Linked DNA regions of Mus musculus: region 1 is linked to region 2. A link is a loop called in an ENCODE intact Hi-C map of the cell type or tissue named here. Cell type or tissue: left cerebral cortex. All regions are shown on one strand. Each heading gives the region's core, and the rest is flanking DNA. Links, peaks and the distances in the headings are about the cores only. Region 1 has its middle 14 kb from the start of Gm34822. Region 2 overlaps Gm34762 (a long non-coding RNA gene).

Region 1 (16,124 bases), core at 3,822-11,821, 150 kb after region 2:
GGACCTCTGTGCACCCTGATTTGTCATGCTCCCGTGTGTCACTGTTATCATTGCTGCTAATAACAGCAGCCGAACCTGTCATTTATCAAATGGCCCCTCCACTCCAGACACTCTGCTTTCTATCCCCATGATGCTCCAGGAGGCAAGCTCTCCCCGGCTCCTCTCGCAGATGTGATACCGAGCTCAGGGGACATGAGCGATGTTCCGAACGCCACCGGAGCCAGCCTGGCATTCAGATTCACCTCCAAAACTCTTATTTGTTCATTTGTATTTTTTAACAAATATTTTTATGTGAAAAATAAGCTCCCTCAAACCATAAAAGTCAAAACCATCCCCTGATGACACCCCATCCTGCTTTTGAAGTCTAATGAAACCTGAGCAAAAACTACCGGAGTCCTTCCGACCCCTCCAGGGATAAGCACGGTTAGTTTTTCCTGCTCACGTGCTTTAATAGTCCTTAAATTGTCTTTCTAGTTCTCCCAAACAAGTCGTTTCAAACAGGAGGAGCTAAAACCACCATGCTTACGCCTACTGTAAAACAACTTCCCCTCTAAGGACTCAGGCTTCTGTGATGTCCGCTTTCATTCCTTTGTTCCTCCCTTCATTCAGTCATGTGATGCCAGCTTTCATTCATTTGTTCCTCCCTTCATTCATTCATGACCCAGTCAAGAAAGAATCAGTTGCCTCATACTCCCCAGGAATGAGTTAGATGCTGTAGGCTAGAAGTGGCTGCTTGCGCCTCTGTTTCTCTCAAAGGCCTGGACTATGGCTGGTTCTTAGGAAAGGAAGTGGGAGCTGGCGGGGAGGCAGAGATAAAGAGTGGTCCTGAGAGGTCTGCAGAGCATCTCCAGCAGCATGGCAGCTTGTTTGCTTGTTTACTGGTTTTGAGAGAGTCTCTCTCAGGTTAGCCTTGAACTTGCTATGTAGCCCAAGCTGACTTCAAACTGGGAATTCCCCTGCCTCAGCCTTCCAAGTGCTAGGATGGCAGCTATATGCCCACCATGCCCAATAAATGGTTGCATTTTTCCCACAAAAGAAAAATGTGGTCTCCATGATACAACCCCTACCTATTACTCAGGCACGATTCCTAGAAAATGGGGCTGAATAAGCTCCCTAGGAAGTTGTGCTGATCAGATGCTCAAAGAGCAAACTAACTTTCTTTGTGCTATTTACTGACACACACACACACACACACACACACCCCATTCTCCTTGGCTGAAGAAAGCTTCATCACCCACCTGGCCCGCTGACCAGTCAAGCCCTCATACCAGCAACGGCAGAATAGCTCATTAAGGACCAGGTTTGCACGTGAGTGCACCACACTGAGAATCACAGTGCATTTTTAGAAAATAAACTCAAATTAGCAATTGTGCTTGCTTGTCTCCTTTCCCGGCTGAACATTTCCACTCATGTTGCTAACACTTCTACTGCCACAGCCATCCATGGGGACAGAGATTCTGTACCTAGGGACTCTGGGGAAACAGGAGGGACTCTTCACACGTGTCCTACAACAGACTTGACACCCTGTAAACTGGTCTCTATGTCAAGCACTCTGGTCACCCCGGTGTGCCAAGCATCAGGTGCCTCCCATGACATTCTTATAAGATGTCAAAAGTCAGTCCCATCTTACAGGTGGGGAAGCTGAGACTTGGGCTAAGGAGTTTTCTCTGCAAAGAGCATGCCTGTATTGATCGCTTCTCTTTGCGCTGGGACAAAAATAGCTTTACGGAAGCAGCTTAATTAAGCAGGGAAGCTTAATTATTTGGGATCCCTGTTTCAGAAAGGTTTCAATCCATTACACCAGGGCTGGTGGGAGCAGCTCTCTCTGTCGACATATGCAGCGGGCTGTTTCTATCAGGCTGACACCATAGCCAAACCAGCAGTGAATATAACCTTCAAAGGCGAAAATCTCATGGTGATTTTTTTCTGCCAGCCAGACCTACTGCCTAAAGGTTCCATAGCCTTCAAAATAGTATAGCCCACATCAAAACACCAGCCTGTGTGTGTGTGGCAGGGGTGGGGGGAGGGCGGGATACATCACATTCAAACCACAACCATCACCCACGACTCATCAGTTGCTAAAGGCTTAAGCCAGAACCCAGGGGTATTATTCTAAATTCCCATTTGATTAATTATTAATTCTTTAGGTTTAAAGTCTCCGTGATTCCCTCCACCCAGCAGCCACTGTGGGAAGTGTTACACCGTGTTCAGTAAGCCTTGACTGATCTTCTGGCATGAGCCAGCTCCATTCATTCCAAGGACTTGGGACACTAGGAAATAACCTAACAAAGGTCCCAGCCTTGCGGAGAGTTGTCCTAGCAATCTGTCATGCCGTCATCCTTCACATTCTCCTGCCTCTCTCCTCCCACACAACCCATTCTCCACAATATGGTGCATTTTGTAAAAATGCATTCTGACTAATACATTAAAACATGATGTACATTAATGATCATGCAGTTCTGTGTATACATTGCATAGGTTCAAACCAGGATTAAAAAAAAAAACCTGTATCTTCAAACATACATCACTTCCTTATGACAGAAACCATGCAATATCCATTCTCCTTATTTCTTGAGCTATGCCATATGTTATGACATTTTATAGACAACCTGTAGGCAATTCCTGGAAACTTGATTGTATGATTTGTGGCTCCTGCTACCTCGAGGACTGCAGTCTATTCTCTGTAACTGAAAGCACGCATCCATTCGCACCCTGGCCCTTGCTCCCCGTTTCTCCTCTCACTGTTTCCCTTCCTGTTCTTCCCCATTGGACTTTTCTTAGGTTGTTTCTTTGTTTACTTCTAACCTCTTAGTTTCTATTAGGGAGTGTCTTCCTACCCTGCATGTGTCCTTATATTTCCTGCATGAGTTTTCTTTCTGCATGAGCCTGGGGATGTAGCTTACTAGAAGAGTATTTGCTCAATTTATCCAAGATCCAGGGCTCAAATCCTAGCAGTGGAAAAGGATAGGTAGTTGCAGTTTCTGCATAGCTTCTACCAGGTCAGCTTTCGTGACCTCTGCCTTCCCAGACCACACTCAGGCCCTCTACTGTAGGATCTGTTAACATTAGCTCTTTCCTGCCCTCACGTGAGTTCTGCTCAAAGTGCTCAAAGCCCACAGGTTGCACTCTTAGAAAGCAGAGCTCGAATCTGTCTTATCAGCACCACGGTCATCTCTTAGGACTTGTTTGTGGCAATGAAGAAATGAGAGAATGCTAAGGAAGTATTGTACTCATAACTAGGAAGTGGCAGGAACAGGATTTGAACTTCAAAGCCCACATTCAATACCATCCATGTTCTTCTATGAGGAATGTTAAAACACAGGTTAAGTGAGTTTGGGACAGGGAAATGCAGCTGTTTGTCATAGCTCCCTCTGGCCAAAAATGAAAGCATAAGCTGAGCAGACAAGGAAGACAATGGGAGATGAGAGGCAGCATAAGTTTGTCATCTTAGGTCACGGGGTTAATCAGTGTTAGCCGTGGTCATTAGCAGAATGGCTTTTGAAACAATAGATCCACTTGCAGAGAATAAGAGACTGCGGGGTGTTCCCTAAATGGAGCACATGTATCAACCACTTCCTAAATGGAGCACATGTATCAACCACTTCCTAAATGGAGCACCACTTCCGCTAAGGCTCAAGGATCACCAAAGAAGAGTCAGAAAGACTGTAAGAGCCAGAGGTGCTGGGGACTGCTGTTAGCAGTGTTTTCTGGACATGACAGTGACATTGCGCTCATGAACTCACAGCTGGGACCAACACAGATGGAGCTAGCCTAAATCCCAGCAAAGATTGAGAAGGGCCCAAAAAGACCCACCCTCTCTCTGAGAAGCCATTGGCAGGTGATGGAAGAGGATAAGTCAGATCAGTTGGGCTTTTGGTTGGTTGGTTGGTTGGTTGGTTGGTTAGGTAGTTGGTTGGTTGGTTAGTTGGTTGGTTGGGTGGGTGGTTGGTTAGGTAGTTGGTTGGTTGGTTAGTTGGTTGGTCAGTTAGGTTGTTGGTTGGTTGGTTGGTTGGTTGGTTGGTTGGTTTCTAGATGCATCCCCTGATAGGCTGCCCATGTTCCAGGGGTTTTCCCTATACCCATGCACACAACAGCACCAAGTGGACCCAGTGAATTTAAAACAGAGTGCATGAAGTTGAGCAGGAAAAGTAGTCAGAAGCACAGGAGGGAGGGGCAAGTAGATTCAGCCATGATATATTACATTCACGTATGACGTTCTCAATGCTTTTTAAAAACAAATCATGATATATTCAAATGAAGATATATTTTAGATGTTGCTTTGTCTTTTAGTCCAACTAGAATGATTAAAGTTAAGGGTCTGGGCAAAGGGAACATTCTCCCCTCAAATTATACATAGTGAGGGGCAAATTTGGCCAGGAACTAGGGTTTATTACATCATTTTCCCAGTTGGTTCCATGAGCCTCCCATCAACTAAAAAATGAGGCATGCTTAGTCATTGCTGAGTCATTCAACAACAACCCCTGGCAAAATAACATCCTAAACCCACTATTGCCCACCAGAGCTGTGGGTGTGGAGGAACGGCACTTACTTCTAGGTCAAATTTTTCTTTCCAGTGAGGAAAGATGAGTACTTTGATTCAGAGCCTTCTATGTAACCTAGGCTGTGCCCAAACTCACCATCCTCCTGCCACAAGCCCCCCAGTGCTGGGATTACAGGAGTGTACCATGGCCTGGCTCCACACGGGCTTGCATTGTAGTCACCTTCCAGCAGGACAGAGGAGGAAGCAGAGACAGGAAACCTAAAGGACTCTCAGCGCTAGTCCCCACACGTGCACAGGGAGGAAACGCTTGCAGAGGCTGAGTCGGCTCCTTCGGCTCACTGTGTGCCAGGCATGCTAAGCATGCCGCTTGCCTTGTCCGGTTAGAGTCTGGAATAACCCCATGAGGCTCCTATTTGTGAATGCATGGTGTTAAATGGGTCTTGAGTCTAACTTCAAGGGCTGGGTCCCCAAACAATGAGCTCTGTTGACTCTTGGCCTTTCAATTTCTCAAGACCTAGATGACCACTAATTGAATACTTTTAAACATCTAAAACCCACTTTCGATTAGGGAGGCAATCCCCAGTCAAAATAAGAATGGCCTCTAATGTCCTTCCAAGAACTCTACACCTGAAGAGAGCCAAGAGTTATTAGCTACATACCTGGCCTTAAATATTAATTATATGCATTCTAGAAAGTTCTAACCCACTGAGACCCACAAAAGCAACTACTGAGGATAAACCACATGTTAAACACCATGCTTTCCACATAGCCTCAGGCTATAGCAGAACCCAAATGACATCACCTCCAGCTTCCTCTCTGCTGAGCCTCCTTTTAGAGAAGTTATTAGGTGCAAGGTTCAAAGTAAGACATACGGTGAAGGATGATCACCCAAGCTCGGAGGTGTTTTCACCAAGGCTTCCTGCCTTGGACAAAGTCAGGGCTCCTAGTAGCCACAGCACAGCCACCCCTACAGTGGTGCCACCCCTGAGGTACTATGACTACAAGGCCAGGGGTCCTGTCTTTGCCTCAGTTTAGCCAGTGGGACCTACACCCTGCAGTGATTCCAAGGTAAGATCAAGCAGACTCAAGTCTCATTAGAGATTTGCACCATGAAAGTCAAGGCGCTTCCCTCTGCCATGACTGGTTAGTGTGTGTCATCCTTGGGAAGAACAGAAGGAGATGTGTTTTGTTGTTTGTAGCCTCCCAGCTGCAGAAAGACGCATCTCTGACAAGAGGAAGGATGTTCTCTCTCCTTCTGCAGGCTGAGACCAGTCCCTTGCATTTGCATATACAAAGTCCCCACAGAAAGCAAAGGAGCAAGCAGCCACTGACCTGACCAAGCTAGTTGCCCCCACCTTGAAAACTCAGGGACAACAGGGCTCTGTCCTCAACTCTCTCCAATTAAAACTCAAAGGCTGCTTCTGTGGTGTCAAAAGTCCAAATATCAAGCCAGGGGTAGTCACACACAGCTGAATTCCCAACCTTTGGAAGCAGAGGCAAGAGAGCAAAGCCATCTTTAGTTACATAGTGAGGCTGATGCTAGCCTGGTCCAGGAAACCCTGTCTCAAACAAAAGTAAAAATGAAAACATTAAAGTGTTGAGATTACAAAATTAATCACCCCACCTTCCCTCCCTCCTTCCTTCCTTCTTCCCTCCTTCCCCCCCACCCTCCCTCCTTTTCTTCCTTCTTTGTTTCTGCTAAGCGTTTTGTCCTGGGTGAGACAATAGCTCACACATAGCTGATATGGGCTCTGTCTCCCCCTTTAGTGACCCTTCTCTAAACACCTTCCCCATTTCCATTGGGCCAAGGTCAGGTGACATCACCTGTTCACAGTCACCTAGAAGTAAAACTCCCTTTTCCTAGCAGCTGTTAGATGGTTTATTGGTTGTCTATGGTCAGAGTCTCACTATGTAGCCTCAGCTGGCCTAGAACTCTCAGAAGTCTGCCTGCTCCTACTCCCATAGCGCTTGCATCAAAAGCATGAGACACCACATCTTGTAGCAGCTGGAAACTTTGACATAAGACTAAATGAGTTATCAGCAGCAAACAAGGACACTTAGGACTCCCCTGTGATAACTTAACAACTGGAATTCCAAGCAGGACTAGACAGATGGGTCAGTGGTTAAGAGCACTTGCTGCTCTTGCTGAGGACTTGAGTTTGGATCCCAGCACTCAAGCTCTGGGGTGGGGGGGGGGGGTGGTTCAGTACCTCAGCCCTCACCTGCACATAGCCCACCTCATCCCCCAACAGAAATAACCTTTAAAAAGAAAAAAATAACTCTCTGAAGACTTGCATTGTTTCTATTTGCTATGCCACAGTTACAATATAACAAGTATTGATGGGAGCCTACTACCCAGCATCTACCCAGCAATGCCTGGATGTTTCATAGGGATTACTTTGTGGAGTTCCCACAATGCCTCTGACAAAGGGGATCTCCGTGAAGGCAGCAGGAAGGACTAAACTTCTGTGGAACATCGGGTGATATCTGGAACCACTTTTGATGGTCACAACTAAGGAGGTGGGGAGGGGTTGCATTTGACTTGCATGTGTTAGGTAGAAGCTGGGCTTGTTGCTAAACAGGAAAAAAAAACTGACTGTGACAGATTCTCAAAGCAAAGAGCTGCCTGGCCCAAGATGTTCATAACACCAAGGAGGAGAAACCATGTTGTCTGAACATACTGTTTTTAATGTTCCCATTTTACAGGTAGAAACACTGAGCATCAGAGAGACTGAACAGTAACCAAGAACAAGCAAGGTCTTGGGTCAAGAGGGATGGATTTCAGAGCCTCTTTTTTTTTTTTTTTTTAGCCACACACTCATGAATGTGCTCACACATGATACTTCATTAGCTTCAGACCCACTGGCACCTGGCTCTGAGGGCATATTTCTTCTGTGCAGCCAGAGCGTCAAGCGCCTGTTCAGCATGCTAACACAAGCAGCCAGGTTATTCCCGATTCCCTGATCCCAAGGGAACAGTGACTGTCCCTTAGAGAAGAAGAATAGAAGCCCGACTCAGGAATTTGCCAGGTGCCCCCTCCAACTGCACCTGCCAGAGGTATTTCCATCTATAAATTATACTGAACCTTTGGGCCTGAAAGAACAAAAGGAAAATCACCTCCAGGAACAGGCAGGGAGGACAGGCTAGGAGAGGAGAGTGGGCATGCTATGCCTTGTGATATCCATTGCTCACGCTTCGGATCAGAAAGTAATTGCCAATTGTTATCATGTTAAGAAAGAGGCAGCCGTGGGGGTCAAACTTTCTGATTTCTTATTCAGGGAAATCTTCCATTCCCCAAACCCTCATCTAAAAAGCCAGGCCAAAGAAAGCTGCGCTCTGAAACAGGGCTCAGAAAACACAAATGATATTCTTTATAGAGTCCTTTGTGCATCAGAAAGCAAGGGACTCGATCAGACTCATTATTTCCCAACAAAGACACGAGGTTTCCTTTTAGCACCTGCTTGGTTCTTGCTATCAAAGGACCGTCTTGAACAAATGCATCCTGGCCAAGGAAGATCAAAAGAGAGCCTCCTGTCCTGGGCGAATAATATTTTTTCACATTATTTCCAGTTGAATTTGCTTAAATCTCTTCTATTTTACTATGTGTCATTATTTGGACGCTCGGCCTTGAGTTATGGCTGGCAAGGGGATAAGGAGACATTCTAGTGAATAATGTTGAGTAGCCGAGGGTGGAAAAGACGGGCAGGCCCAGGGCTGGTGGGCAGATAAAGAGAATAAGAAAGAGGTCATTGTTTTATCACAGTGAAGTTATGGATACCTGTGTCTGTATTAGGTACATGGAGGGGTCATGCGTACACAACACTTGAGGGGACTCACAGTCATGAAAATCAGTTCGTGCACATAAGTGCAGGTGCCCACAGAGACCACCAGAGGGCATGGGATCCAGTTACTGGTGGCTGTGAGCTGCTGTGTGAGTGTCGAAAACCTAATTCTGGTCCTCTACTGGAGCAGCCAGTGCTCTTAATTGCTGAGTCCTCACATGATCCTATGTTCAAGCAAATTTCTTTTTATCTCTTGCCTTGAGATAATGCAAAGAGACGTCTACGCTCTGCAAATTCCCATATCATTTCCCAGCATCCCTGGGCTTGGCAGATGGGCCATGAGAAAGGAGAGATGACCTTTTCATCAGGGTGATACAAAGCTGTAACTCGAGACGACCATGATGAAAGCTCACATATGTACATTGAGCCGTGTGCACCAGCCTTTGGTCTAAGCCGTATGAAGGTCAGGTTACTATATGAGGTAAACAAATGAAGAAATTGAGGCAGGATCATAGGTAAAAATGACAGAATGAGTCAGGCAGACATGACAGCTAACCAGGCTCCTTCTTCTTCCTATACGTCCGTTCTTTTTCTTGTAAAATGGAGACAATAAGGGACTGGAGAGATGTCTAAGCAGTAAAGAGCATTTGCTGCTCTTCCAAAGGGCCTAAGTTAGGTTCCCAGCACCCATGTCAGGCAGCTCACAGCCTCCTGTAACTGAGGCTCCTGGGGATCCACGTGCACACATGTGCAAACACACACTCATGCACACACACGTACACAGGCATAGAAATAAAAATAATAAGCCCTTATTAAAATGGAAACAATAAGCCTCATAGCTCACAAGGTTGCAGAGAAGATACAATATAGTGGTCAAGTATTTAGTACAGTGCGTGGTTCACAGTACAATTTCAATAAAAGGTAGTGACTCCAGTGGCCACTTTTTACGAGTCCCTGCTCAGGCCAGGCTCCTTGAGTACCATCTCCAGTCAGATGGAGCCCAGGTTCATCTTGGTTGTTCCTCCCAGCCTTTTACACCCTTAATGCACACACTTGTCACCCACAGGTCTCACCTCAGCCCTTGTGAAACTCTCCGTTTCGCACCACGATGTTACTTGGCCTCTAGGGCCCTCCTCCAGGCTGATGGTGTGATTTAAAGGCTATTTGGAACTTTAGATACCAAACAAATGCTCAGTGTTAAAAAGGTGTGTGGGCCCTGTGTAAAGAGGCCCTCCGAGGTGTTTCCCTGGATGTGGTCTGGTCAGCCCCACAAGACTCTCCTCCTCCCACTGACAGAGGCTGCTCCCCTCACTGTTTGCGATGGGGTCCCACCCTCTGCAGAACTCTGGTTACGAGGGTCAGAAACACACAGCTCAGTCCAACTTTATGTGGAGAGAGATAACTTTAAGGCTCCAGGGTGTTGTATCAGATGTTTCTAAGTGATCAGTACTGCAGGGCCCTGGAGAGGTCAGCCCTGCTCCTTTGTGTGAGCACTGTCCTTAAGCAAGCACTTCCTTCTCAAAGTAGAGATGACAGATCCACCTCATAGCTCACCAGCTTAGCATCCCAGGAGGAAGAAACCTCGCGACCTTTCCACGGGTCTTTAAGAAGTGCTCAGGTGTAATTTCATTGGCTCTCGCTGGGTCACATGGTGACACTTTGCCCAATCATTGTAGGAAGGAAGTAGTCTGTACTCATTGGGCAATCTCGAATCGTTTTATAGTTCTGGAGCTAGAGGCAGGAGTTGAATTATCTGGACTGAGAGTAGAAGCAATCTTTCCCCAGAGGATGTGTGGAGCATCTGTTCGAAGAGAGGAGACAGGATGCTGGGCCATGGTAAACTCTCATCACTGTCTGTGAGGTCTACCAATCTTCTGTCTGTCTGTTTCTTCTTTGCAGTGTTGAATGTCTGCCCCAGTAGATTCCAGATTCTGTCAGGTTGGAAATTATTAACAGTCACATCTAGCGTATCTGCAAGAGGTTTTCTAGACTGTGTTCACTAAAGTGAGAAGAAGTCCCACCCTAAGTGTGAACAGCTCCGTTCCTGAGCTGCCCCCACCCCCACCCCCACCCCCATCCCCTGAACTGAATTTTCAAAGGAGAAAATGAGCTGAGCGCTAGCACGCAATGCTCTCTCCTTCCTGGTGCTTAAGCGATGAGACAACCTGCCTCAGTCTCCCGCTGCCACACCTGCCCTGCTGTCACCCACTGTGAGCCAAAATAAACCCTTCTCCCTTAAGTTGCTTCTGTCAGGTAGTTTGTCGCAGCAACATGAAAGTAATCTTCTTTCAGATGTCAATCATGCAGGCCAGACCTACATCTCTCACTGGTGCTAATCTCTGCCTGCTGTTGACACCTTGCGACTGAATTCCCACAGAAGGGTGTCTACACTTAAGAGCAATATCTTCACTGAAATAACAGGATGCTGAGACCTTTATAAATTGATATGCCAGACAAGAGGGAGGCAAAAGTGAATGCTAAGTTTCCTTGCATAATACTCTGTGGGATGTGTTTTCCCCCCAAGAATATTTTAGCATTAATTAAGATAAACAATGATATATGCCGAAAGACAATTGAATCTGTTCTCAGTGAAAATGGTCTCGTGGTGTAAAAATAGTACCCAAATTATAGCATATAAAGATGCAGGGGGGGGGGAGGTACTGTAAACCTATAACATGATTAAAATAGAAACACCAGACGATAGTGATGAAGCCTTGAACAAATCTGGGAAAGGAGAAGAAAGATGGGGGAAGGAAGAAATGTCATGCTTAATGTATTCACCTCCCTCGGGGATCTACTTTATTGTGGTTCTCTTTAGTAATGACTATTTATCATGGCATGGTTAGTGTGTGTTTTCTGTGAAACTGGTGTTGTATTCTATCGCACTGTAAAGAGCTGAGTTCAAGGTCATATAGGTAGGAAATAGCAGAACCGTGCTTTAGTGATGATTGAGCTCAGAACCTCAGCCCAAGCCTCCAGTCCAAGGCTAGTATTCCCCTGGTCTCCTTTCTAGAAATCTTCCTAGGGTAGACTGAGGACACAGGAGCCAGCCTGTAGGAATTGTTCTTAAAATATTCAACAGTGTCAGGTGGCAGCAGCACAGGCCTCTACTCCCAGCACTCAGGAGACAGAGGCAGGCAAATCTCTGTGAGTTCAAGGCCAGTCTGGTCTACAGAGTAGGTTCCTGGGCAGCCAGGGTTACACACAGAAATTCTGTCTTGAAAAACTAAAACAAACAAACAAAGAAAAGATCAGTAGCTGGGGTGAGATGACAGCTCTATCGGTCAGTTCTTGCCAAGGTAGCACAAAGACCTGGGTCACACAGAGAGAGCTGAGCATGGTGGTCAACACTTGAAATTCTAGTGCTGGGGGGAGGGAGATGAGTGGACCAGCAGGGCTCATGGGCAGCCAGCAAAGTAAGGGACCTCTCACAATATGGGGCAAGTGCCTGAGGAACAGGGCCCAAGGTTGTCCTCTGCCCATCAGGTACATGGATCTCCACATGTGCACCTTCACACACACATGAACATGAACACGCACATGAACATGAGCTTCCAGTCAAATAAAGAAGCAACAAGTGCTGCTTGCAGCTCTTCATTTGCTCCTTTAATCTGCACATTATTGAAGACCGTTACTAATATGGTTACCCCTTTTTGCAAATAAGGAGAGGTAGGGATTGTGTGAGGTGAGGAATCTGATAGGAGTAGACTGTAGAGGCCTGTCTGACTGCCACTTTCTTATGCTTTGGAAAGCCATTGGTGGCCTTGAATGGAGACTGTCCAGCCCCATTTTTTTTCTAGTGTTCCCGCAGGCCTGACTCTTGATAGCGTCTCTCTATTCAGATGTGATCTTGAAAACATATTTTATGTATCCTTATTGGATGCATGTATGATGTGTGTAAGTGGGGAATCATGTGAGGAGGCCAGAGGACGGCATCCAAGACTCTAGCCTCTCGTGCCACTGTGGGTTCCTGGGAGGGAACTCAGGGTCTCAAGCCTCTGTGTCAAGTGCTAGAACTCCCTTAGCCACCTTGGCAGCCCTACATGTGCTCCATAAGAGGACCTATTTCTGTGTCGGTCTGGTAGTCCTCCAGGAATTCTTCTAAGCCTTTCAGAACTGAAAGTTCCAGAATTCCTCCAATCTTCCATGGCTCTTGGTCAGGGCTTTGCAAACAATACATCATCTAATCAAGGTCTCTGTGTGTTCTCTGGGGAAGAACTAGTTCTATACTTATCCAGGTGTTTTGAGTCTCCCTCCTGCTCCAGTACTGGGCATATGACAGAGATCTGGCTTCCTATGTACTAGCTCCCTGGGCCATGTGACCAAGCTTGATGGGGACACTGATGAAGGCTAGATCATTTTTTTCTCCGTTCTCTGGCTGCAGGAAGCATGTTGAGACCCAAAAGGACATTGTTCGCAGATGGATCATAGTCTGGGGAGGCTGTGATCATTCACCTGCCTCTTATACATCCATTCCCTCACTCATAACCTTTCATTCACTCCTCCCCCTCACTCATGCATTCACCCAGCAGGGACAGAGCACCTGCCCAATGGTTCGTGCCCCAGTCAATCCCGAAGCTTGTGTGAGCTTTATGGATCCATCCCTGCTAATGTGGGTGGGTGCAAAGGACCATCAGAAGGATGACTCCCAGTAGTCGGGGCCTCAGGGATAGCAGCAACACCAGCTTCTATAGCCCACTGCCCTGCACATGCCAAGCAGTGGGGGAATAGCTGTCATGAGCGTCTTGCCATGCTCATGGTCTGTGTTAAGGTCTCAGCGTCTTTAACACAAGACCGTTACAACCCTGGCTGGAAAGTTCGGGGTGGGGCCTCTCTCTTCCCCCAATCAACCCCACATTTGCTTTGCTTTCTTCCCAGAGAACAGCATGAATTTATTCTTCACCTTGTTTCCCTAAGCATAATTTTGGGGGGATGTAGGGGAGTGTGCCTGTTCTATGGTGCTGAGCGATGAAACTGAGTCTTGTTCATGCCAGGTGGTGGGCTGCTGACACATACCTCAATCCCCGCATAGTTCTCTACACGATGACAGGTACTTTATTGATTTTGAGGATTCTACTGTTTCTCTTTAAAGCATTGTGGAAGTGCCTAGTGTTGCCAATACATTTTTATGAGTTACTGAGGTGGGGGGTTCCATCACTGACTTCTTCAAAGTGGGGGAATGTAGGAGCCTTGAGAAACATAATTTCAATAATTTGCGTAAGTGTAGGAAAGTGAACAAGGCAGATGTCACTTCTTTTTCTTGAGTTTTCTTGTGCACGCCCATGTTGTTTGAGTTGAAGGGAACATTTGGGTATAATATGCACAGATGTGACATATTATATATTATATATTCACATTATACATCACATTGCAGCCATGAAATTATCTCAATTATATACTATTTATATTTGATTGTATGTACTTTAACTTTCTTGCCTTTCACCTGTTTCTCTCCCCAGACACACGGGGTATATCTTTTCCCATATTTCTATAAACACATGCAAATAAGTATGGTAATTACAGAAACGGACAACACTTGTTCTATAGAGAAGAGCCTTGTGGCATTCATGTTTCTATGTCTCCCTTGAGTCACAAAGCAGAAAACCCAGGTGGAAGCCCCTCCAAATAAACTGGGGTGGATTCAATGGACTCATCTTAGCAACTGTGTGGTGGTCCACAGCCTGAGGCACCTCCATCATGGAGACCCTCTTTCCCCTGCTCTTTGCCACTGGAAATCATCACAAACCTGGCTCCCCACAATCCAGCCTTGAGTTTCTCATCACTGATCCATGGATGGGGAAGACAAGAGAGCTATTTCTTCTCTATTTCTCTCATACTTGGACTTTTGAACCTAAAGCCAAGAGGCCATCCATCCCATTGGTTGGTCTTTTTTGCTTTTCCTCCTGACAGAGTAAAGACAGCACAACCCAGCAGAGGGAGGGGGAAGTTCCAAAATCAGGACAGAAGACTGGGGTGGGGATGTGTTAATGTCAAAATATTCGTCTTCCTCACTGTGCCCCTGACGGCTCCCAGAGCCTGTCCTGCACACACAGTGCACACTCACTATGGCTGCCTCTTCTTCATGCTTCAGGGTGCAGCTTAGCTGTCAGTTTGAGATAAGGAGGCAGCCTGATCACCCCTTTCCTGACCTCCACATTCCCATACAAAGAAATGTGTCTGGAAAGCAGACAAAAGGGAGCTGACACTCTTTGGGGGGTGGGGGTCTGGATTTTCATTATGAAAATTGTTTGTTTAAATTTGACAGTTGTACAGGTGATGGGACAGTTGATACCCCCAGCCCCCCCACCTTCCCACCCACCCTGCCATGCACACCCACCACTGGTGAACTATGTCCTTACACTGTGAGAACTTTGAAATGCTTGTGTTTATAAACAACTCTTCAGTTGCTGCCACTCTGAGACATACATTTGCAACACTCTTACCCATGCACACACCGGTGTCTTGTCATATCTGTGCTTCTGTGACCCTCAGACTGGGAAGAGGATACAAAATGATTGTGTGTGCTCATGCCACTGGCCTTCTTTTATTCATGTGGCATCAAAATGTAACCTTCTTTTATCCAAGGGATGAGTGGAGAATCCTCGCCCCGCCCCCCCCCCGCCCCCCACCCCCCCACGTTGAACCGAAGGTGCTGGAACCCAAGAGTGTTGGATGATCCTGCCAAAGCCAGCGAAGGGCTCTCTGCGGACATACTGGCTCTTGTGTGACACTTGTTTTAGGGACATGTACAGGGCATTTCTGGCAGCTGTTTTGCCATCCAGAGGAGGGACTCTGAAGGAAACGTAGTCAGCATGGAGTAAAGACGTAAGAGGTGATGAGAAACTGAGTCCTGGTGAACTCTCTGGAGTCCCCAAATGCAGCAGGGCCTAAAACTCAGCTACAGAAGTAAAACGCCCTGTATATAGACTGTGCATATGGTATAATGGATGCTTTATGTCTTCTCTGCATTATCTGTGTCTAATACAATGCAGGTGCCATGGAAACAGCTGTTCAGACATATTGTCGGAAAACAGCATGTTCATTAAAGGTGCAGTGTGTGTGTGTGTGTGTGTGTGTGTGTGTGTTCCTGTATATGCTGCATGAGTTCATATGTTTGTGCATCCATGTGGACAGAACTTGGTGTCAAGTGTCTTCCTCAGTTGCTCTCCATCTTATTCTTTGAGACAGGGTCTCTCACTGAACCTGGAGCTCACTGATTGTTAGAGTGGCTGGTCTTGGAGATCTTCTTGTCTCTACCTTCCCAGTAGTGCAACTTTTGGGGGCGGGGGGAAAGACAGCTGTGGGTGGTTTGATCCACAGACGTGGTGTCCGCAGACTTGTGACTAGCTATTGTGCCTCTTCCAGCTAATAGTCTCTCCTTCTTTTCTATCTCTATTACCCCGCATTTCAAGATCTCAGCCCCTCCCACACCCCTGAAAAGGCGGGGAAGGGCAAGACACACCTGCTGCCATTTGGTCTCAGGGCTGTCACACTGCACAGCAGCTAAAGTAAAGTTCCTAGAGTAGATGAATCCCAACTGCCTTCCTCGGCATCTGAGCTGCTCATTTTCTGATGAAAGAGGTGCACCTGACTATCTGATGTCTGAGTTCAGCTGCAGAGTGCCACATGGTCATCTCAGCTCCAGCAGAGGTCATGAAGAACGATGGGCAAACCCTTTAATTACTCTCAGGAATGACAGTCGAACTCTCATTTCCCTTCCGTAACAAAACACAGTGGGGCGTGCCCATGCAAATCAGGAATACACACCTCTACTGGGATGGGCTTTGAAGACGTGATCTTCACCTAGGGACTGACTTAGCATTTCTGACATCCATCAAAAG
Region 2 (16,124 bases), core at 2,889-10,888:
GCTGAAGACTTGAGTTTCCTTTCCAGCACCTGAGCTGGGTGGTGCACAACAACCTGTAACTCCAGCTCCAGAGGATTCAACACCTTCATCTGGCTTCCATGGGCATACACACACACACACACACACACACACACACACACACACACACACAAATAATCATGTTTAAAAGACAGCTTACCATCACTCTATCATGAAGGGTGTCATCAGTCTTGTATTTGTCCCCATCCTGGATTTGAGCTTTTGTAAACCATACTTTTTAGCCTATTGTCTTTTCCCAGTGGTCATTCAGCATTTTCAGACACCTGGTAGTTCAGTAGTTGTTAAGTGGTTGCAATATGTCAGGCCCTGCTCCATGGACCTGACAGATGGAAGTGAACATGAGCCTTTATTCTCAAGGCTGTATTAGTGTACAGCATGTCCACCAAAAATCACAAGCAGAACTGTGGAAGAGAGCGGGGTGATCTGGTAAAGCCAGGGCAGAGTATGATCTTTTGGACCCAAGGGAAGTTCCTGACGCGCATCCCTGAGTCCTAGGAACCTGCAAAATAAATGGAAGACTACAGCTCTATGTATCATATGATTTGGGAATCAGGCTAAGTCACACTGATTCTTTACAATTTCTGTATTTCTGTTCCCAAGCAAACATGTTCCGTCTTCTCTCATGGTATAAATATGAAGCCCATCCTTCTCTGCAAAAATGTTCATGCACTGAAGGGTCTACAGTTGGTAGTAGTGTTGGAAGGAGATGGGATCATAACTTTGTCAACTTTATCAATGGGTTAATCAATGATGAGTTAATAGCAGGATAGACTATTAGGAGGAGTGGTCTATTTAGAGAAATTAGGTTAGTACTGGGGCATGCCAACCGAAAGCGCAACTCAGAGCTGGGGAGATGGGGATTTGCTGCTTTTGCACAAGACCTAAGTTCAGTTCCCAGCACCTATGTTGGGCAGCTCACAACCACCTGCTCCAAGCAGCTTTCTTCTAAAGACCTCCATGGGGCCTACACTCATGTGTATACATCCGCTCACAGACACACGACATTAACATAGTAATTAAAAATAATGTTTTAAAATCTTAAAATGTACCTATTATTTCAAGTCCCTCTCTTTTCACTCTCTCTTTCCTTTATGACTTCCATGGAGTGCTCGGTTTTCTTTACCATGTACCATGACTGTGCTGCTTGGTATTTTGCCAACTTGTTGCAAAGTCATCTGGGAAGAGAGAAACTCAGTTGACAAATTGCCTCGATCATACTGTGAGCCTGTGAGCACATCTATGGAGGCATTTTATTGATTGCTGATTAATGTGGGCAGGCCCAGCCCACTGAAGACAGTGCCACCTCTTAGCAGGTGAACTTGGGCCAAAAAAGAAGCCAAGAGCAAGCCAGAGAGAACAAGCCAGTAGATAGTATTACCCAGTAGTCTCTGCTTCAAAGTCTCTGCCTAATCTTCCCTTGATGGTGGATGATAACCTATCAGACAAAAGGAACCCTTTCCTTTCCCAAGATGTATGTGATCAGTGTTTAATCCAGAAAAGCAGACTGTGGCAGTGATAATCTGCCTCTCACCGGTTCAAAATAAACAGATCCAGACAGCCACAAATAGAAATCTCAAAATCATCAACCAAAATAAATGTTTCAGTCTTTCAAATGTCTTTCTTAAATATTTTGTCATAGTAATGGAAAAGCATCATACTTCTTAGCTTTGATTACATGCATCTCCTCTCTGTATGTTGCACTAAGAACCCAGAGAAGATGGAAATCAGGGAGCCTTCTCCAGTGGACATCTGTTGGTTTTGCTTCATCAATATTTCTCTCCTTTCTTCTGCTCTCAGCCCTATCACTGTCCTAGGAAGGATCACTGTTTGTGCTTCTACCATAGCTTTGTTTACAGCTTTAGTAGAACTGACGGGACTCACTCTTGCTAGTCACAGAACCAGCCCAGCTTCAGCCTCAGCAACTTCTTTAGATAATCAGAGCAGAGACTCTTGACAGACAGCCTAAGGCCTTTTACCTGGGTAAGTTTGGGGTTTTAACTTCAGTTGATCCAGAACATGGTATCACAAGGATGTGAGTCCCACACACATTCTCTGGGTCCGGTCAACACTGTGTTCCATGGGGGAGGTCTTGGAACTCAGTGGTCCAATTCTAAGGTAGATCCTTGATCAAAGTTGTATTGGTGAGATTTGGCCAAGCATCTTTAAAAAGCTCTTTCCCCAACAAATCTGGTTCCCATCGTTTCTTCTGCCTGCATTAGGCTATAATATATTAACCTCAGAGAAACAGTCACATGCCTGTGGTTTGTTATGGTTTGAACATACAATGTTTTTCCATGGGCTTGAAGGCTTGGTTCCTCACCGTGATGCTAACTTGCAGAAACTGTGGAAGGTGAAGCCTAACAAAGGTAGGCAAGTCATCTACACAGAGTGGGAATGGAAAGGCCCCTGGGTCCCTTTTTTTTTCTGATTCTTGTCTTCCCATGAGGTGGAAACCTTCTTTGCTACACATTCCTGCCATGATTGTTGGCTTTAGGCCAAGCAACAGCCAAAACGACTCCTTCCTCTCCATTGCTGCTTCTGGCAGCCATTTAACCACACTGGTAAGAAGGTATACTGACATATCATCAGGTGTAAAACTCTAATAAGATAAAGGACACGTGTTGTCATACACCTTGTACTTTCCCAGGCAAACATTCACAGGCACATTGCAGATGGTCCTCAGCTTACAGTGCTTCCTTCTATTTATAAGTTTCCAGCTTTTGATAACATAAAATGATACATATTCAGTGGAAATACCCTTTAGAACTGAAATCCAGCCTTGGCTCCTTGTCAGCCAAGCAATTATAAGGTCAACAACTATCTTCTAACCATGCAGTGCATTGCTAAGCAAGAATACTTGAAAAGTTATGTGTGTTGCTTTATTTAATTTATATTTTTTAGTGTATAGGGACTTAGCAAGGCAAGCCCTCAGCCTAAGTCAAAGGGTGTCTGTTATAGGACTATTTGTAGACATAAACAAACACCTGCTCACCCCAAGTAGGAAACTGAGAACAGAAGTAAGAAGATCACTAAAGTTCAGCTTGGTGAACCACTGAGATTTATTGAAGTTACTTACAGGAGTATAGTTGAAGGATAACTTATAAGAGCAGAAATGACTCAAAAGCAGCTGCATCACCAAGTCCTACCCCAACATGAAAACTGTGAAGCATACTACACAACCTGCAGGCAAATCAATAAGTTAAAGAATGCCTTTCAGCTGGGCAGTACTGCTACATGCCTTTAATCCCAGCACTTGGGAGGCAGAGGCAGGTAGATTTCTGAGTTCGAGGCCAGCCTGGTCTACAGCATGAGTTCCAGGACAGCCAGGGCTATACAGAGAAACCCTATCTCTAAAAACAAGAGAGGGAGAGAAAGTGTGTGTGTGTGTGTGTGTGTGTGTGTGTGTGTGTGTGTGTGTGAGAGAGAGAGAGAGAGAGAGAGAGAGAGAGAGAGAGAGAGAGAGAGAGAGCGCCTTTTCAGGTAGGTTGGAGGTTGGTCTCTGTTTCTTCAGGGTGCCTCCTTCTGGGTCTGAGCTTCTTTCCAGGCAGTTCAGCTTATCTAAGAGTATCTCTGAGCAGTCTTTTCAGCTTATGTAAGTTTAGGAAGAAAGAGACCTAGTGTATCTGATCAGTTTCAGGAATTTCCTGAAACATTTCTGTTGTTTATTTCCTGAGTTTATCTAGTTTCCCTACATGGCCTTGGAACATCATGTGTCTTAAAGAGCTTTTCTTCAAGATGGGGGGTGGTTATCTTGGAGGAAATAACAACTGTGTTAGTTTGCTTTTTCTTGCTGTGACCAAAGTACCTGGCACAGACAACTTAAATGAGGAGAATTTATCTTTGATTGTGGTTTAATGAATCTGTTCATAGTTGCTTGGTCCCATACACTTGGTCAGAATATCACAATAGTGGCAATGTGTGGAAGAAGGAAGCTGCTTATTTCATGGGTACCAGGAATCAGAGAAAAGGGTGCTGAGATGGTAGAATCTCCTTTACTCCCTTCTAATTCACCTACATTCCAAGCATATGGGATGGTGCTGCCCACATTAAGTATGGACCCTCTCCATTCAATGAGAATTCATTGAAATGACCTGAGAGACCAAAGGCATGTTTCACCAGTCTCCTTAGTGATTGTAAATCCAATCAAGTAGACAAGGAAGAGTAACAATCATAAGGAATGAATGGACATCTGCGTTAGCTGAAGTAGAGTTGAGAAAGAACCAGGAAGAAGAGTGTAGATATAGTGGGACTTTCTCAGACCTACCAGCAGTATAACTAAGACACAGAGGCTTCTAATATAGTTTAAAGCTTAGGCCTTTTGCTTCTGCAGTCTCTCATCTAGCTTATCTAACTTAACCTGACTATCTGGCCTATGATCCACCCCATGGCTAGCTCTATACCTCTCTGCTCTGGTGTAATTCACATCTGTTCCTTCCATGTCCCTCTCAATTCTCCCATTTCTGTTTTTATCTTCCCTCTACTGGAAGTTCCACGCTCTTACTTCCTGCACCAGCAATTAACCATCAGAGCTTTATTACAAGCAATCAGTAGTAAGACAACCTCTGATACATCTCTATACTGCCTTTAGGCATGTGAGGAAGGATGAATATTCACAAAATACAAAACCCCGAGGTGGGCCATAATAATGACAATACCAAAATCCTGCCAGCACTTAGCTCTCTGCAAGTACCAGATTAATAATTGAAAATCCAGAGATATACCTTTATACAATGTAGAGAAATATTACCCCCAACAGGGAGGGGAGGAAGAGGGAAAGTGGCAGGAGAGAATAGAGCATCAAGGTATAGGTGTTCATGTTCTGTAAGAGTGTGTGAGCTTTGTGAGCTTTGGACGAATGCTCTGTCTTAGGGCTCCTATTGCTGTGATGAAACACCATGACCAAAAGCAACTTGGAGAGGAAAGAGCTTATTTAGCTTACATATCCTGAATCACACACAGTCCATTAGGGACGCCAAGGCAGTAACTCAAACTGGGCAGAAACCTGGTACCAGGAACAGGTGCAGAGGCTATGGAGGGGTGATGCTAACTGGCTTGTTTAGCCCGCTTTCTTATAAGACCACCAGGCTGGGGCTGGCACCACCTACAATGAGCTGAGCTCTCCCACACCCATCACTAATTAAGGAAATGTTCTACAGGCTTGCCTACAGTCCAGTTTTATGGAGGAATTCTCTCCATCCTCTCAGATGAGTCCAGAATGTGTCAAGTTGAGATAAAGCAAGCCAACACAGGCTCGTTATGCGGAGGAAATGAAAGGTCACTTTACTCCAGCATTTGGAAGGAAAATGGGCTGTGGTGGGAACAGTGGTGGTAGGTATCTAGAACTTTGAGAAGTCAGTCAGTCCTGGTTTTCGAGAAGCTACAGGTCCTGGAGAGTAGCCGCTCTGACTGTCTTATTGGATGGGTGGAAGTGGCCAATTCTGGTTCACAGTCTAGCAGTGTAGCTATCACATTACTACGCTATAAATTAACATTTCCACGTGAAACTGAACTTGAAATGCAGCTCAAATCAATTCCACCACCCCCTCCTCAATCCTGCCTTGCAGTGATTGCCCTCTGATTCTTATTGAACAGTCAGTGAACCCAACTGGCCTCCACTCCATTTCTGCTGTCAGAGGGGCAGAAAAGGAGGATTCTGTTCATCCTACAGTAATAACTCAATCCAATGATGTTGCTTTTGCTACCGACTGGCTCTTTGTTTTTGCTATTGTTCTTTTAATCCCGGTCATTATAATTGGCTTCTTTTGTGAACTCAAGCACTGTTTGAAATGTCATTCTCTTTCATTTCTCTTCTGCTTTGAAGGAAGTTTCTGTGCATAGCCACCAGTGGGAGGCGTGCTCCATCCTCTGCCACTTTATGCTACGTTACACAGCAGTGTCATGACTCTCAAAGATGCTTCTGCCTTTCAACTTCTTGTGATCTATTTGTGCAATACACATGTTAAATTAGAAATTCATTTGTCACTCCCAGATAATAATGTTCAAAATGGTGCTTCCTGCATGAATCATTATCTCCAGCTTAGAGTTGTTTTACTTATGAATATTCATGAGGCCAGAGATGGAAAAGAGATTTGTTCAACCTGTTTCCTGGAGAAGACTCAGATGGTTCAGTTCAATGTTTAAGTTTGGCCTTCTAGGGCCAAGCCCAGCATAGGCAGTGCCACCCACAGAGAGAAACCCTGCTCTCTCTGGCAAGCAGGTTCCAGTGTGTGTGGGGGGGGGTGAGGGGGTGCTGGTATCCACGTGCTCAGGGAAATGTCCTGCTTGTCCACTCATGGTGACTGCCTGGAACTCAACAGAAGGTAAAGAAGCAATCGGAATGGAAGTGGCCTCCCAGTATCCATTATACATCCCAGCTGGAGAATCAAGAAACCATGTGGAGACGCCTGCTGGCTCTGCCTCTGGGAAGCAAGAATGGAAATTAGGAGTCTAAAGAGAGATGAATTTCAAAGAGAGACATATGTTGTGGGACCGGCTGCTGTAGAGGTGAGCAAAAGAGGCTATTACCAAGTGAGCATTGGAATGTCAACTGAAGGAAAGGTGAGACCTTTAGCGTAACCTGAGCCACCTGGAATTTCATAGCAGCTTGGCCACATCTGGATGATGTCATACCTACCCGTGCCTTTTAGCTTGCTATGGTTTGAGTTTAAAATGTCATCACCAACAGGCTCATGTTTTGAGCGTTGCTCTCCAGCAGGTGGCATTATTTTGGAAAGCTATTGAACCATTAGGAGGTGGAGACTAGAGGGTGGGAGGAGTCCTAATTTAGACTTTGTTGACAGTAAAAGGGCATGCTTCGGAATCTGCAAACAACTTAAAGCAAGCAGTGGGGGTCTGAGCGTCAAATATGCTACAGAGTATAAGACAGAGACGATACAGCAAGAATTTCTACCTGGAAAAAGGAGAGAAATTTTGAAGAAAGAACCCAAATGGTTCAAGAGAAAGCTAAAATCCAAGAGGCAGCTTCCTTAAAGTGTATCCTTAAGCGGCTGTGGGATAGCAGTGCTCAGGTAGCCATGGCTGCAGGGTGACCAGTGCAGCTCAAGATGTCTCATATAGCCACACAGGCCACGCCCCACACAGCCCTACACTCCACCACCAAGCCACTGGTCAGCAAAGTCTACCAAAAAGGGCAGGGTTGCAAACGTTTGGGCCTTAACAATTGTGTAGTCTCAAGCACAACTGTAACTCTGCTGCTCTAGTACAAAGAATATGCAAGCCCATGGGCACAGCTCCTACTCCACCTTAGCGGCAGAATTAAGTGGAGAAAAGGCTTGGCGTGTGGGTTGCAGTTCACTGGCCCTGATGTAGATTACGATGGTTGGTGTAGCCCAGGCATAGCAGTGCTGTTGAAAATACCCATGATGCCCTTCCTCCCATGCCTGCAATCCCTGAAAAACTGGATAGGCCAGAAGAAACCTGACTTTCAATGAGAATATTGTGGAGTGAGGGGATTTTCAAGGCCATAACGAATGATTTGGAGGCAGCCATCAGAAGAATGACCAGAGAGTATCAGGGGAGTCTCCGGCCATTCGCTGCCAGACCCCTGCACTGGAAGAAGAGTAGGCGTGGAAACAGAGGTGATGTTTCACCTTGGAGCACCTGAATTTATTTCTGAGCCAAATCAAGGCAGGAGGAGGAGGGGAAAGGGTCCCAGAAAGAAGAGACAAACAACCCCGGAGACATTTGAATATGAATAAGCATTTGCCAAAACTGAGTTAATATGAAAGAACCAACTTCTTGTGCACACCTGTCCTGGGCACAGATGGGAATGAGGCCACAGATGAGACTACGGAAAACAGAGAAGAGACTCCCAACCCTTGCTCGTCTGTGGGGTAAGGCCATATTCTGGATCTGAAACATCCCCCAATGGCTTACAGAGGCAAGGTTTGGTCCCTGCCTAGTGGTACTACCTGGAGGTGATGGAAACCTTAGTCAGTCAGTAGGGGCAGGCTGGGAGAGGTAGCTCAATGGTGTGTTGGGATACTGGCCATATCTCTTCCATCACAAGGTGAGCAGCTTTTGTATCACGCTCTCTCTTTCACAGTGTTTAGTCCCAAAGTGCTGGGGCCCATAGGGTGAAGGCATCCATAGGATGAAGCCTCTGCTACTGTGAGCCAGCATGAGCATTTCCTCCAGAGAGCTGACTCACCTCAGGTTATTTTGTCACAGCAGCAACTAATACATCTAATAAAAATTCTATGTCTTCCACATATGGGAATCCATCCAGGTATCGGTTCGTTCTATTGCAGGGCATCCATGCTAGATACACAAGGTTACGAAGAGCTGACCTAGGGCTAGAAGGACAATGCTAGTTTTTCTGCAAATCTTATTGTGGTACAATAAACTCAATGAAATTGACAATTTTTACCATCTCTACATTTACAGTGATACTTTTATACACATTTACAATGTGTAACTATAACTGCTATCTACCTCCACAACAGTTTACATACAAAACTGAAGAAGCTCTTTACAGAATTTTTTTTACAGTGCACCAGCATTTGGTTCCCAGCACCCACCCTGGGAGCTCACAACTGCTTCCATCTCCAGCTCTGGGAAATTTGATACTCTCCTAGACTCCACAAGTACCTATGCACATACTACCCCCATATATGTGCAGTTAAAAATAAAATGAAATCTTAAAAAAAAAAACCCTGAGGCTTTTAATTCTTTAGCCATAACTATACAGTATTGCCTTGCCCTTGGCCCCAAAACCACTATTTTTCCTTCTGTGTCTATGAACTGACTCTCTTCTATCCATCACGTAAATAGAATAATACCGTCTATTTCCTATTTGCCTGTATCATTCCACATAACATGTCCCTAGGTTCATTAATGTTGTTACAGGTGTTAGACTTTCCTTCCTCTTTAAGGCAAAGTATTCCATTGTATGGATATACCAGAGTGTGGGTACCCTCTTGTCTGCCAGTGGACATTCAGGTCGTTTCTAGGTTTTAGCTATTTTTAATATGCAGCATAATAACTACCAGAGGCAGGGTGACATTCTTTATGGTAACCTGATCTCTTGGGAACTAACCCAGTTCCAAAAGAACTATATTAATCCTTTCCAATGGCTACATTTAGGATGAGCACCGTTATGGTCTTAACATGGTCAACCAGCCTGGAACAATTTGTTTTCTTCCTTTCTTTCCTTCTTTCTCTCTTTCCTTCTTTCTTCCTTCCTTTCTTTCTTTTTTCATTCTATGGCAATCTTTAGAATGACATTAGTCTAATGGAAGAAAGTCAGACAAGAAGGACAGGTATTATGGTTATAAGAATCTAAGGTGAGGAAAAATACTATAGGGTTCTGCAGGTTTTCTAGGCGTACAGCATAATTGTACTCCATTTGCTAGGGACAAGTGAGAAGACATCAAGGCAGAAGAGGATTCTAAAGGACAGCATGTACAGCATCCCTGGCACCCAACATGTAGTCCATGGACCCTGAATTAATGTGTTCCTGTTACCATAACAAAATATGTGGATCTGCTTGCAAGGAAAGCTGACAATTCCAGGAACACAGAGCATGACACCAGAATTCACTCAGCTCTAGCAAGGACCTAATGAAAGACAGCAGGATGGGAATGGAAGCTCATGAGAGACCAACCATGAAAGGAGACAGGAACAACTTACCTTCCACAGCCCAGTTCACAAGAGAATGATCCTAGTCCCTTCCAGTCAGGCCTATCACTTCCCAATATTGCCACTCTAGAGACTGAGCTTTCAACACATTGACCCTTGAGGGTCTCACACTACATCTTAGCCCTGAGAAGTCTGTATCATCAGCAGTGTCTGGGAACATGCTAGAAATACAGAGTACGAGGTTACACCTTGGGTATGCTGAATCAGAGTCTGTGGTTTAACCAGATTGTTGAGCAGATTATATACATGTCAAAATTTGGAAAAGAATAGCCAGCCTGGTTCTGTACTATAGGGCAAAAAGCCTGAAGGTTCTTGGGCTCCTAAAACCTCCATGATGCACAATCAGGAAGCCAAAATCCCACTGGGCTGTGCTGCTTGGGATCCCCAGGGGATAAGCTGCATCACCACTTTCCAGGACATGCTCCAACTGGGAATTCCCAAGCACCAACTGTGGAGATCAGAATTTCCTCCCATTCCCACCTTACAAAACACACACAGGAAGCCAGAGAATAATGCAATGTCAAATCAAAGAAAAGGTGAAAAGAGAAGGAAGGTGGAGAAAGGGAGGGGAGGAACGGGGAAAAGAAAATAGACGAGGAGAGAAGAAGAAAGGGGGAGAGGGCATAAGAGACAAAGAAGATGGAAATGGGGAAGAGACTGGGAGGAAAGATAAAGGAGAGCCATAAAAGAAAAGATGAGTGTTAGTCCTCGCCTGCTGATTGGCCTTTGTGAACAAGGGTCTCAGGATGTGGGAGAGCTGGAGAATAGGGTCTCTGGCGGCAGTGAATATGGCTATGGATGGCATAAACTACCTGGGAGATTGTATTGGAATTAGAGGGTTCTAGATTATATAGCTCAAGTCAGTGGGGAGGGGAGGAAAAAGAAAGACAAGGAAAGAAGTGTTGCAGCAGGGGGCTGGGATCTTCCTAGCAAACCTACTAGGTTAGCCTATTGCTGGTGATTTCTGAGAAGCCAGTTCTATGGAGGGGGAAACTGGCTCTATTTGTATGTAGCCTTTGTCTCAATGGAGTTGAGTAGCCCTAAGCCTAATTTGGGTAGGAAGAGTGGACCCACTCTTGCCATGCTCTCTGAGAGCTGTCCTGGTTATGGGCTGTGCTCTATGTCCCTCATCTGGCTTGGAAACCCATAGGTGGGGTTGAAATGGGGTGGGAGTGGGGTTTCAGGAGAGAAATGGATAAAAGACAAAAGGGGACACAAAATGAAGGACAATGAACAAAAGGTAGAAGAATAACAGATATGCTCTTGAAGACAAACAAGGATGAACGAGATGATGACAGAGAAAGAGGGAAAGGGACAGAAGAAGAACCAGGAAACATGTGAGCAGCATACACACTGTAAAACTCTGTCCCCAGGAAGCAGGTAGAGTGAACTCACTCCTAGACCCTTGGGTTCAAGACTAAGGAACTTTCCCATGTGGTGTGCTCTCATCAGCTTGGCCCCTGTTGTGTCAGACATCACCAGGTAACTGAGTGCCTAGAGAACTCCTTAGCCCCTTAGCTAATCCCACCCTCTTGGCCTGCTGTCCGGCCTCCCAAACCCTCTTCTTGTTCCATCATCCATCATTCCTGCTCTTCCTTTCCCTTCCCTTGATCCTAAATGTAGTATACAATATTAACTGAGTGATAAAACTCATATGATTTGCTCAATAAATCTAAAGCATTAACAAAACAAACAAAAAAACCCCAGCTGCAACAAAGTAAGGACAGAAGGAAACATCCCCTTGTATCACAACTTAATCTTCAGCATGAAGGACATAATGTCTCACAGCTATTGTCACAGCGAGAACTAAAAATCTGTCCCTCTAAGGTCCAGAAGCTGACAAGGATGTATTTTCTCAACACTTCCATCTGATGCTGTATTCGAAGTCCCATCCTAAGCAACTAGGTAAGAAAAAGAAATAAAATGCATCTAAATACAACAGGAAGAAATGAAATTGCCTTTATTTCATGACATCATCTCAGAGAGAAAATCTGAGAGACATTAAGGAAGATGGCCACAGAACAAGCCTATAATCTTAGTTCTTGGAAGGCTGCGTGAGGTATAAGGATCTAAAATTTGAGGCCAGCCTGGACTACACAGGAAAATAGAGTAACAGGCTGAGAAGATGATTCAGTAAGGTGGTTGTTTGTTTGCTGTTTGTGTTTCATTTTGTTTTGCTGAACGGTGAGGACTGGAGTTTAAACTCCAGACTGCACTTAAATGTTGAATTGGCATGGCAATCCTAACTATAAACCCAGCATTCCAGAGATGGAAACAAGGGGTCTTCAGAGAAATCTGGCTAGCTGGAGTAGCAGGATCAGTGAGCCCTAATTTCAGTGAGAAATTCTGCCCCAATGAATCAAAGGAGAGCATCAGGGAAGACATCTCACCTTGATACACATGTGCACATGCACCTACCTGTGTGCAGACATGCATGCACACATCTACGCACATCACACAGTACACAAACATGTTGGAACTAATGAGAACTTTCACTAAAGTTTCAAATAATTATCTGTTTCTGTATCTATTGCAGTATTATTGACAATAGTTAAGACATTGAGCATACATATACCCATTGGTGGATGAAGGGATAAATATAAATAAAGTGTAATGTGGGCTAACAAAATAACTTAGTAGGTAAACACATTTGTCACCAAGTCTAAAGACTTGGTCCCCAAGAACCCATGTAGGGAAAAGAAAGAAATCAATTTTCAAGAATTGCTCTCTGATCTCCACACATGTGCAATAGCATGCCTCCCCTGAATTAACCAAAATGTAAGTAAATTTTTGAATTTTAAAATGAAATATCTCCTACCATCAAGACACAAATGAAGCAAATTTCAAAAAATAACGCAAATTTGGCCAGACACAGAGAGAGTGCTCTAATCTCTCACTTGTGTGGATCCTGAAAGCAGGATAGTGGTCAGCACACGCTAAGGCAGGGATCATGGTGAGAGCAAAGGGGATAGCTGAAGGAACTGGTGCCCGTAAACAGTATAGCTACACAGGAGCAAGGATTCTTGTGTGCTTCTGCAGAGTTGCATGACTATGGATACTAATAGGGTGTGATGCTTTTCAAAGCACCAGAAAGGATATTGAATGCTTTCACCGTGAATTGGTAGTAAGTAGTTGGAGAAACAGTTGCAGTTTGCTTCTCTATTGTGTGATAAAACACAGACCAAAAGTAACTTGGGGAGGGAAAGGTTTATTTCATCTTACAACTCCCAGGTCACAAGCCATTACTAATGGAACTCAGGGTAAGAATTCAAGGCAGGAACCTGGAGTCAGGCACTGAAGTAGAGGCCACAGAGGAACAGAACACTGCTTCCTGCCTTACTCCCCATAGCTTGCCCAGCTACCTTTCATATATAGCTCAGGACCACCCATTCAAAGCAGGCCCCACCCACGGTGGGGTTTGCTGCTAATATCAATCACAAATCAAGAAAACAACCATAAAGAGAGCCGATTTAGCAGTTAAGAGCACTGGCTGCTCTTCCAGTGGTCTCAGGTTCGATTCTCAACATACATGTGTCAGCTTATAACCATCTGTAGCTTCAGTTTCAGGGAATCTGTATATTTTTCAAAATTGTCATCACTCCAGCTCCCAGTGACAGTTTTGTCATGCACCTGGCACTGTGCTGAATACTTATAGTCTTTGTAACTTCATCCTCAGTACAAACCTATGGCAAGGTCCAGAACTCAAGGCTTAGGGCATTTTCAGAATCTGCTGTAAGTTGCAGCTATGACCAGTGGACTCTGCATCTTGCATCCTTCATCCCCATGAATCCCCCTTCCCCCAGTCATTCTCAGCGTAGCTGGCTCTCATTCCCACTGTAGCTCATGCCCTTGCCATAATCGTGCAGGCGGAGCTGCAACACATTACACAATGCATATAAACTAGAGTTTATTTTTACTTCCTGGTAAAATTGCTCCCGGCACTGATTTACTTAGCAAAATGTTGGGTTTTAAAACACACACTTAAAAAAAAAGTCAACTATCATTTTTTTGCTTTAGTTAAACCGATTGCCATTCTTTGCCTATAGTTTTCAAATTCCCATTTTTCACTTCGAGTTGACCATATCGGCCCACATTGGGAAGACAGGGCCTGTGTGGCTCCTGTGAGCCTCCTGCCCCACCTACCTGGAGTGGAAGCCCTGATACCTTAAACTCCCCTGTTCCTTGCCATCAGTATCTACAGAACACACAAACTCACAGAGAGGGCACGGAGAGGGAGGTTTTGTTCTTTCCAGGGAGTATCAACTGGTGCAGTAAGAAAGTGGAGGCAGATGTGTCTAAGCAAAGGTGGAATGAAGCTATCCTGGCCTAGTGATTAGGTAGGTGACAGACTCACAGTGAGAAGGGGGTGCTTCTGGGGCACCCCTATTGTTAAGTGCATAATTTATTAGGTTGCCAAATAAGGAAGTGGGCTTGTCCCTTCCGTGGCAGTCTTTTGGCAAGTCACTGCAAAGCCTCACTTGTCCACTGTGAAGACCCCTGAAGCAAACCCAACCTTTCTTTTCCAAGCTAGGTAGCCTTGGGAGAGGTAGACAACCTCTCTATGCTTCATAGCTCTCATCCATGAAACACTAAGAAAGATCTCTGTGCAAAGAAGTTGTAAATTTCTACCATGTCTAATGTCCCATGTAAGCATTTGCTACAAAGACCATATTAACGCATCAAGAGGAAGTGTGGATGCCAAGAGCAAGATGAGGCTGCAAGAAGAGGGAGACTCTGTGGTGGCAGTTCAGGGCCATGAAAAGTATAAGAACCCCTTAATCTCAGGCTGCAGGACGCAACTCCTTCCTGGCCTTAGCATGTCCTCTGCTGATGACAATTATAGGTAACAAGAACATGCGCTAGCCCATAATAATATGAGTTTTCGGGGCTTATGTGTGCATGTGTGTGTGAATGATACATATGCGTATGATGTGTGTATGTGTATAATATGTGTATATGTGTGCATATGTACATGTGTATTATGAGTACATGCATGTAGTTGCATGACTATGTACGGTGTCTTATTATGTATACAGATATGTATGAGTATGTGCATATGTGTACATTGTATGTATGTGATGTGGATGTTTGTACATGTATGCTTTTGCATATATTTGTGTTTGTGCTTATTTGTATATGTACAAATGTGTACATTTGTGTGCATGTATGTGATGTAGATGTATGGGCATGCATGTGACTGCATGTGCATGTACACACATGTATATATATGGAGATATGTATATATATGGAGTGTGTGCATGTGTGTATGTATATGTATGTATGTACATAAGTGTATGTGTGTGATGGGTGTATGTGTGTGTATTTGTGTGAGTATGTGTGTGTACATGCTATGTGTCTGTGAATTTATGGTATGTGTGAATGTATGTGTTTGTGTGGCAGATGTGTGTGGATGTGAGAAACTTCTAGGCATGATATGGCTACTATACCCATGAACTTACAATAGCAGTGGCTACCTGCACAAGATCTACACAAAGCAAGTCCCATTAATGTTCCCTCACTAAGTGTGGAGTCTTGTGAGCCCCACCCCTCCCTGAGGAGCTACAGGCAGCTGAGGCAGGGGAGTTATGTTCCTTATTGCTATAGCCACTGGATTTGCCCTTGCTCAAGGAAGTAACCCTCAGCCCATGTGTGCAAGCAACCCTAACTCTGCATTAAGGAACAAATAAAAATAAAAAAGACATGTAACTGGCAGAGGGCGTGTCAGGAATAAGGAAAGGGTAAGGAGGATAACAGGTGGAACTAGAGAGATGTCTCAGTGCTTAGGAGTACTGGCTGCTCTTCCAAAGGACCCAAGTAAGATTATCAGCACCCACATAATGGCTTATAAAACATCTGGAACTTCACTTCTAGAGATCTATCACCTTCTGGCTTCTCTGGGCACCAGGCATGAACATAGTACCCAGACAGACATGTAGGCAAAACACCTATACACATAAAATTTTAAAAGAGAGTTTAATAGGGAGATATGATATAAAATTTTAATTTAAAATCATAAATAATGTGCAAATGAACGTGGAACTAAAACATTGAAAGACAGAGTGAGGAGGCTGGGAGGGGCAGTGACAATCTCTGCCGTGATGACTGAAAAAAGTCCCCTGGAACAGTAGACATGGGACACAGATCTGACAGAGAGGGGAGGAGGCATGTGGCATGTGCAGAGGCCCTGGAGCAGGAACTTCCTGGAATGCTCTGGGAATACCAGGAAGGCTGTGAGGTTGGTGCAAATGGGACTTCTTCAGTCAGGAAAGGTGGGAGTGAACTGGGGGCTCTGGGTGCACAAGTGTGGGACTGAGGCTCAGGATAGAAGGAGTCGGCATCAGAGAAGTTGTATATACACATCTGTGTATATTCATGTAATGTCACTGAGGTGGTGTTAGAGGGAGGTGGAGGGAGGTATGGATGAG

What was found. Hi-C counts contacts between places; a loop is a spot of excess contacts. Peaks named below come from ENCODE experiments on the same cell type or tissue, not always from the same donor. Only the 100,000 strongest peaks of a DNase experiment are listed, where the experiment ranks them.
Region 1: a loop joins it to region 2, with 1.9 times the contacts of the local background. A loop is called at or near these places in 4 of 42 quality-filtered maps.

Annotation. Positions count from the first base shown.
Region 1 is chr7:117,857,419-117,873,542 of GRCm38, forward strand. No RefSeq gene overlaps it. Among named protein-coding and RNA genes, the nearest start is that of Gm34822, 14 kb to the left of the region's middle. In left cerebral cortex, for the core only: a CTCF peak has its summit at 8,393 (motif pointing right); DNase peaks (open chromatin) are centred at 4,470 and 10,782.
Region 2 is chr7:117,703,652-117,719,775 of GRCm38, forward strand. It overlaps Gm34762 (a long non-coding RNA gene), which reads right to left. Exons shown (of 3, transcript XR_378445.1): 3 at 15,727-16,124. Among named protein-coding and RNA genes, the nearest start is that of Gm34762, 47 kb to the right of the region's middle. In left cerebral cortex, for the core only: CTCF peaks have their summits at 5,904 (motif pointing right) and 6,753 (motif pointing right); DNase peaks (open chromatin) are centred at 5,973, 6,108 and 6,463; H3K27ac peaks cover 712 bases.